3 separate regions of the Homo sapiens genome follow, and all the other regions are linked to region 3. Evidence: chromatin loops called from intact Hi-C (ENCODE). Cell type or tissue: heart right ventricle. All regions are shown on one strand. Region 1 overlaps GALNT18 (polypeptide N-acetylgalactosaminyltransferase 18). Region 2 overlaps GALNT18 (polypeptide N-acetylgalactosaminyltransferase 18). Region 3 overlaps GALNT18 (polypeptide N-acetylgalactosaminyltransferase 18).

What was found. Hi-C counts contacts between places; a loop is a spot of excess contacts. Peaks named below come from ENCODE experiments on the same cell type or tissue, not always from the same donor. Only the 100,000 strongest peaks of a DNase experiment are listed, where the experiment ranks them.
Region 1: it touches region 3 in a loop (2.2-fold over the local background); 5 of 110 quality-filtered maps call a loop at or near these places.
Region 2: a loop joins it to region 3, with 2.2 times the contacts of the local background. A loop is called at or near these places in 3 of 110 quality-filtered maps.

What each region holds. Positions count from the first base shown.
Region 1 is chr11:11,426,383-11,428,882 of GRCh38, reverse strand. All of the region lies in intron 3 of GALNT18 (polypeptide N-acetylgalactosaminyltransferase 18), which reads left to right. Among named protein-coding and RNA genes, the nearest start is that of CSNK2A3, 74 kb to the right of the region's middle. In heart right ventricle, no CTCF peak of the experiment used is centred here; a DNase peak (open chromatin) is centred at 1,473; H3K27ac peaks cover 2,204 bases.
Region 2 is chr11:11,431,141-11,433,640 of GRCh38, reverse strand. It overlaps GALNT18 (polypeptide N-acetylgalactosaminyltransferase 18), which reads left to right. Exons shown (of 11, transcript NM_198516.3): 3 at 854-1,020. Among named protein-coding and RNA genes, the nearest start is that of CSNK2A3, 79 kb to the right of the region's middle. In heart right ventricle, no CTCF peak of the experiment used is centred here; no DNase peak of the experiment used is centred here.
Region 3 is chr11:11,534,469-11,536,968 of GRCh38, reverse strand. All of the region lies in intron 1 of GALNT18 (polypeptide N-acetylgalactosaminyltransferase 18), which reads left to right. Among named protein-coding and RNA genes, the nearest start is that of GALNT18-AS1, 34 kb to the left of the region's middle. In heart right ventricle, a CTCF peak has its summit at 1,250; a DNase peak (open chromatin) is centred at 1,117; H3K27ac peaks cover 2,500 bases.

The DNA of each region.
Region 1 (2,500 bases), 110 kb after region 3:
GGGAACACGACTTTTAAGAAACAATACTTACCCTCACAATGTGCAAAGCACTCTGCTATTTTCTATTATATTCTGTTCAATTCAATTCTATTGTATTTTATTGTGTTCTAGTTCTCTTTTCTTAAAGGTAGGTTGTTCTTGAGACCCTGAGTGCATATTAGAATCACTTGGAGGGCTTTAAAGAAATTCAGGGCCCAGGTTTTACTGCTAGTGATTTAATGGGTCTGGGGAGGTGGGCACCTGAGGCCAGAGTTTGGAGCAGGGCCTCTGAGGAGGAAGATGGGATCCAGGGCACAGAAGCAAGAGTTGCCTCCGAAAATAAAGGACTTGTCTTTCTCCTGCCCTGTGAGGGAACAGGGAGGCAGCAGGAGGCAATGTGGCTGTGGTGATGGGTACCCAGAGTCAAGCGCAGCAGCAGGCTCAGTGGCCTGATGGCCAACAGGGCCAGAGCGGAGGCCAGACATGGTGGGAAGGGGCCTGGCCCTGGCTAGAGTTCCCATGTGGAATGGGACAGGGAGGTAACCAGGAATGGGGTTCCTTGACCCCAGGCTGAGCTGAACCCTCAAAAGGGGAAGAAGAGACACTAGAGTGAGCTCCTGGAGGACGTGGCCCCTCTCTAGCCTTAGGACATGGCTAAAGGCCCTTCGGATCTCAGCCTGACTTGGAGGAAAGCGGCTATGGCCAGACCCTGTGCAGACTCCACGCGGGGAGCTGCTTCTCTTGGGCCTCTCAGTGCAAGACTTTCATGTTTTTCAAATCAGGCCAACTCAGCTCGGTTCAACTAAGATTTCTGTAGTACCAGCCTGGGCTAACGGAAGGAAGAGGGTGATGGATCAGACCTAGTCCCTGCCATGGGGAGTTTGGCAGATAAGTCTAAAGTGGGGATGAAATGTTCTAGGACTTGGTTTCCAGGCTCGGTTCTGCTGCTTTCTGGCCATGGGTCTCTGGGCTTAGGTTTTCTCATGTGCCACGATGGGGACATCAGGCCCTGCCTTGCCCTGTCTGCCTCACAGAGGCACTGGGGATGAGGTGGGGGAATCGGAGTGAAAGTTCCCTGTAAGCTTCTGGGTGCCAAGGGTGACTTAAAATGACAGTGATAAAAATAACAGCAGGAACAATAATCATGACAACAGCTGACAAGTAGCCACTGTTGAAAGACAGCTGTTTTGGTGGGAAGAGCGCAGAATTTGGCATTCGGCCAGCTTTTCCATTCCAGCTCTTTCTGACTTTGTGCTACCTGTGTGTTCTTAACCTCTGCGAACCCTATTTTCCTTATCTGTAAAATTGAGATGTATAATTCCCACCTCAGGGGTTGTTGGGAGGCTTGAATGAGATAACACAATGGAAGGGATGTTGGTGTTTAAAACTCTAAATTACTCAGCCGAGCAGAGCCGTCGGAATGTCTTCCTCACTAAGCCTTCCTTCCCAGGCTTCTATTACTGGTTCCGTGCATGCTGGCGCCTCGTGTCTCCCCAAGCTCTCTTTGGCCACACCTTTGCTTTGGGTCAGGCCTGTGCTTCCTCAAACACAGGAACTGAGGAACAGGGCAAAGGAACAGGGCAGTCAATCACTGCTTTCTTCTTCCAAGCCTCTCTAGACCTTTAGCTCTCGCTCAGAAGCCAGGGACTGAAGGCTCTGTAAGTGGCCGTTATGTAGGAGCCTGAATCCCTGTTCTCTGTCTCCTTAGCAACTTTCTCAACAAGCTCCACTTTTTCAGGGGCTGGCTCCGATCTATCATGCTGTCACTCTGCTGCAGCAGTCTCAAACTTTAGCATTTGAGTTTGGTTAAAAATATGGACATTTGGCAGTGTGTGGTGGCTCATGCCTGTAATCCCAGCACTTTGGTAGGCCAAGGCAGGAGGATCACTTGAGCCCAGGAGTTCAAGGCCAGCCTGTACAACATAGCAAGACCCCGTCTGTATATTATTAAAATTTTATTTTTTGAATAATATGGAGATTCATACCAGGCATGCCACTGCCTCAGGACATTTGCCCTTGCTGTTTTCTCCACCTGGAATGTTCTTTCTACCCCCTCCCCTCTACCCTGCTCCATATCTGCACAGCTTGCTCCTTTTCCTCTTTAGGCCTTTACTCAAATGCCTCCTTCCCACTAGGGAGGTCAGTGAATCACTCCGTTTAAAGGGCAGCACTCCTCCCTGTCACTCCTCACCCCACCCCTTGTTTCTTTTCCTCTGTATCTCCAACTGCCTTCTGACATACTGTGCTCACTCATTTACTCTCTCCTAATTATTTGCACATTTCCCTCCCCCAGTGTGTAAGCTCCATGAAGACAGGGGCATTTATTTTGCCACGTGAAGCATCTCCAGCACCTAGAATAGTGCCTGGTATTTGTAGTTGTTCAATAAATATGGATTTAATGAAAGAATTTTGAATCTGTAGATCTGGGGCAAGGCCTGAAACCTGCATTTTAGCATGGCTCCAGGGCACTCTGATTCTTTGTGAGTCACTGTTCTAATTGTTGTCCTCCATCTGTGCTGCA
Region 2 (2,500 bases), 100 kb after region 3:
TCCTCTTCATGTGGGGAATACCTCAAGTCCTCAAGAGACCACCAAATGGCTTCAGGATTTCAGCAGAGCTAAGGGGAAATGGGCCAGTTAGGGGCATTCTCTTTCATGGCCATTTCTGCTTCAAGGAGAGATCCTGGTGCAGGTGTCAGAGGACCAGAGTTGGGATTCTGTCATGGTAGCTGACTCAGAGTGCAGCCATAGGTGGGAACTCAACCTCTTTGAGCCTCATGCTCCCTGTCTGTGAAATGAGACTGGACCTGGTCCTTCTACCTTTTCCTCATGTTGAGACTGTTTCTAGCTCCAACCCTGTTCTGGAAACTGGATTTCTGTGATGAGTGAGAAGCAGGAGAAGTTGCAGGCAGTATGCCTTCTGGAGTAAAGGGAAGTAGATTTTGGCAGAAGTCTCTGGGAGGAGGCGTCTTTGTCTCCTGAGGCTGGATGCCTGAGGTCTGGCCTCACCTAGGTGTTGGTTACCATTTTGGAAATACTACGAATTTACTTTGGTTGCATTCCCCATTCTACTGGATTTAGAAACATTGAATCATTCTTCCAGTAAACAATCAGGGACTACCTGCCAGCTGCCATGTGCTGTCCTAAGTGCTCATGGCATTACTGTTCAGCTGGCATAGTCACTGACAACTTCAACTCAGGTGTGGGGTGAACTGGTTTCAATGCTTGTGGGCCTTTCTGCTGGACATTTAGGGCTCATCTTAAGTGCATCAAAGAAGGGGCCCTTGGAAGAATCTGGACTCCCGAGCCCTCCAGCAAAGCTGGAGCCAGGACATGGGCTGGGTCAGCTCCTGAGATGACTCCAGCTGAGTCACAAATCTAAGCGCTTGGCTGTTCTTTGCAGGTGCCGTAACCTCTCATTTCCTGACAGCCTGCCAGAGGTGAGCATCGTGTTCATCTTCGTCAATGAAGCGCTTTCAGTGCTGCTGCGCTCCATCCACTCGGCCATGGAACGCACGCCCCCACATCTGCTCAAGGAGATCATTCTGGTGGATGACAACAGCAGTAACGGTGAGTGTCGGAGCTTCCCAGGGCCCAGGCCCTACTTCCTGGCTGACATCTAAGCTGATGGTTCAGCGTCGTGGTTCACATTTGCTCAAGGCTGTCTGTGGCTGCTCTTTCTCTGGAGCATAGATGAGAAATTCATGGTGGCCACTGCTTCAGAAGGTTCACTCCGTCTGAGCATGGCCTCTGCATCCCAGAGGGGTCTGGTCCTTAGGCTTTTTCTCCTGGCTGGCTACTCTCCCCTCCCATATTCCAGTGCAATAGATAAGATAGAAGGCCCTGACCTCCTACCCTACCATGTACACAGTGAACATGTCCAGTGACTCTTTTCCATGATGCATCATTTCACCTAGTAGGGTTCCACAGCCTCTGCCTGGAAGATTGTTCACTGGTGTTATGTTAGCAGTGGCAGTGGTGATGATGGTGCTGGTGGTGATGGAGGTTGTAGTGGTGGTGATGATGGGGATGGCAGTGGACACGTAACTCAATGACAGCAACAGACTTGTTGAATGTCTAGCCTCTTTGCTGGATCCCCTGTTCCCTGTTCCATCTGTCCCTAGCCAGACCCTGGGTGGCCTGCAAACACCTTGTTGAAGCCATCAAATCACTAACTCTCTTTCTCCAGCACTACCAGCCACCCCTTTTCCCTGGTGTACATTTCTTGGTCTCTGATTCTTTGCCCCCCCATATGCCATCATATACCATTCCAGACTGAAAGACCACATTTTGAGACAGCTGAAAAACCAGTGTTCTTGATAGGACCATTTATATGAATGTATTTCTGATAATGCATGATTTCTCAAAATAGACTGCTGGGTCACTGTATCATAGAAACACTAAGCTTGTTTTATCTTTTGAGCTTTCTTTGCTGTCAGGTAATAAATTTCCTAGTGAATCAGTTGCTGTAATGAGAAGTTCAGATGGGCAATTTGTGATTTGTTGTCAATTAAAGCTGAAATACATTGGATAATTGAAATGTATTTAATCTGAGAAAGCAAATCTTCATTTTCATTTTATCATCATGTGGTAAGAAGTGTGGGAGCAGTGCTGTAAGGGGATTTTAGAAATTTCTGAAGGGCTTTGCTGGAGAATCATTTGACTTTCATTGTTCCGTGGACATGAAGAAAGGAAAAGGCATCGAGGATGCAAATAGGCAACATAGTCTTAAAGGTAATTGTCTATCATGGGGGAGACAGGAAGGGCTCAGCTCCCATCTCTGATGGCTGCCTACCATCATCTAGCCTGGGACCCAAAAAACGGGCGCCTAAGAAAACTCCCATTCCCTAGTGACTAATGCCAGACAGCCTGACTAGCCTGCCCCACACACTCTATCCCTGGACTTCACCTAGGCCTGCTGATCCTCCTCACGTCTTACATTGTAAGGAGGCACAGGATGGAAGAACCAGCATTCAAGGATGAAAACATTCCCCAAGCAAGAGGCTGAACTCCTCACATAATAAGAGAGAAGAGTATGGAGCACTAGGAG
Region 3 (2,500 bases):
GGAAGAACCAGCACCACACATACTTCAGGAAATTAAATAAGAAACTTAGGTAGTGGTGCTGCCTGGCTTTGGCCAAGCCCTGTTCTTTTTTGCCTTAACATTCTGCCTTGAAGCACCACTTTATGAAGCTCTGGTCATTGTTTTTGCAAAGCAGGAATGCACAAGGCATAACAGTGGTGTGCACCTACCACATGTGAAGCTGAACGTCATTTTGCTAAACGCAATTAGCAGAGTCTGTAAGTCCTTCTCTTTAGAGACTCATTCTGGCTGTGATCTATGTAAGTGGCATGCAGGGACCAGGAGGTTTTTTTTTTTTTGTCTCAATTTTCATTTCTAAGATACGGAGTTGCTAAAGGTCTTGGCGGGTTTCATCGACTACAGAGCTGTAGAGGAAGAAGCTGATGTCAGGAAGGGAGAAGTTATCAGAGGCCAGAATAGCAGCATCTGATCAGATCCTAGTGAGGTGTAAGGAGGGGAAGCCCTGGTTTCCTCCCTCTTGCCTTCCTCTGAGGGTCCAGAGCCACCTTGACTGTCTTGGGAGGCAGGATAGAAACCTGGCTTAGCACTGGGGCTTTAGAGCAGACAGACCTAGTTGAACAGCCTGGCCCTGGACCTACCAGTTGTGTGATCTTGGAAACTTCGTTTGCTAACCAGTCCAGTCCTATTCTGTAAAATACAGATAATGTTAGTACCTATGTCACTGAGCTGTTGGATTGAGTTCAGTGAGGAAATGTATACAAAGTGCCTGGAGCTCAATAAATGAAATATTTTATTATTAGTATTGCTGAGTGGTCTTTTCCATGTGTCCAATTTAGCCCAAGGTCTTGATAATTTCATGTCATTTCCTGTACAGGCCCCTTAAAACTATAGTCAGGAATAGCTGGAGAGAGAACCTAGGTTGAAAGATCTGCTTGCTTAGACTAAACCATGAATTACTGTGTACGTGTTTGGATGGGAAATGGGTGGAGGACTTGGACCTCCGTGGATAGGGACCACCCTCTACATGGGAAAGGCCCTCTTGTGATTTCACACAGCTTCTCTGGGGGCTCCAGAGGCAGTTACAGGAAGTGAGGAACAGGCAGGAAAGCACGTCTAGCCAGCAGGCCACTGTGAGGCCCCAGGGAGCAGGACAAACATGGCATACAACAGTCCCCAGGGCAGATGCAGGAGGAAGGTGGGAGCCTGGCAGGAAATGCATTTACTGGGTAGGCTGCAGCTGAAAGCACCATCACTCCCTGGAGGAAGTCACAGGATCTAGGCAGGCGGGCAAACCTAGCAGGGATTGGCTGTGGAAGCTCGGCCGGCTGGGTGGTCAGAAGGTCTGGCCAACGGCATCTGAGCCCAGCCTGTGGGCTGGGGACAGGGCAGGGTTCTCTTCCCTGGGAAGGAGCTGGCATGAGCTTAGTAGCCCTTTTGTGGAAAATGGAGCCCATGAGAACCAGGAGTCAGCCCTAGGACATCAGAACTTGGCCTCCATGGACAATAAGGGCAGCACAGAAAAGAATAATACTGGAGGTTGCATCTATTACTTTGCTATGTGCTTCAAATCACATTATTTCAAATAATCTTCACACCAACTCAATGCAGAAAATGTTATCACCATGTTACTGTGTAAACTGAGGCTCATCTAAGTTAACTGACTTGCCTTGTGTTGCAGAGCTGCTCAGTGGCAGAACCAGGGGTCACCATGTCTGCTCATTCAGTATCTCACGCTTTTACCCATGGTACCAGAGTGCCCTGGTCTCCAACTGGCCGGGGGCCAGGGTCTGCCTCACCAGCAGCTGTTCACACTCATTCTTTTTGTATTATGTAAAAAGCACTGCACTGTGGGCTGAGAGCCATGCAGATACTCCACGGGACTTTGGAAGGGATCTGATGAAGCTCCTTATTCAATTTCCTCAATTTAAAGACAAGGAAATGGTGGTTCAGAGAGGCTAACAGCTTTGCCTGTGGTCACTCAGCAAGACAGTAGTGGAGCCAGGACCCGAACAAGGTCTGCTGGCTCCCTGCCCCATGGCGTCCCCACTGCATTGTGCCGTTTTCCTCCCGTGCTGCAGGGGACATGAGCAGACTGCTGCATGCTGCATGTACTGCTGCTGCTGCACCAGGAACATCAACAGAATCCAGCATTTAAAGGCCACCAGCATACCTCGCAGGACAGGTGGCAGGAGAAATTTGTGTCTGCAGTTGTATTTGTAAACACAGCGTGGAGAATATATCAAGAATCCAGCAAGAACTGCACAGGTTCTATTTGTCTGCTAAATAGAATGAAGTAAGTGCCAATGGAAAATGGATTGAGGAAAAGGTGGAAGTTTTCAAGTCACATAGAATGGCAGGAGGGGTGGTAATCTGACGTCTTGGGCAAGGATAGACCTGTATCTCAGTGTGTATGTCTGTAGCTCTGGCTCAGCTATTGCTGTCTCATCTGTCTCCCTGGCTGGCTAAGCATCTTGAGGACAAGACTGTGTTATATTCACTTTTGCATCAGCAGCATCCAGCA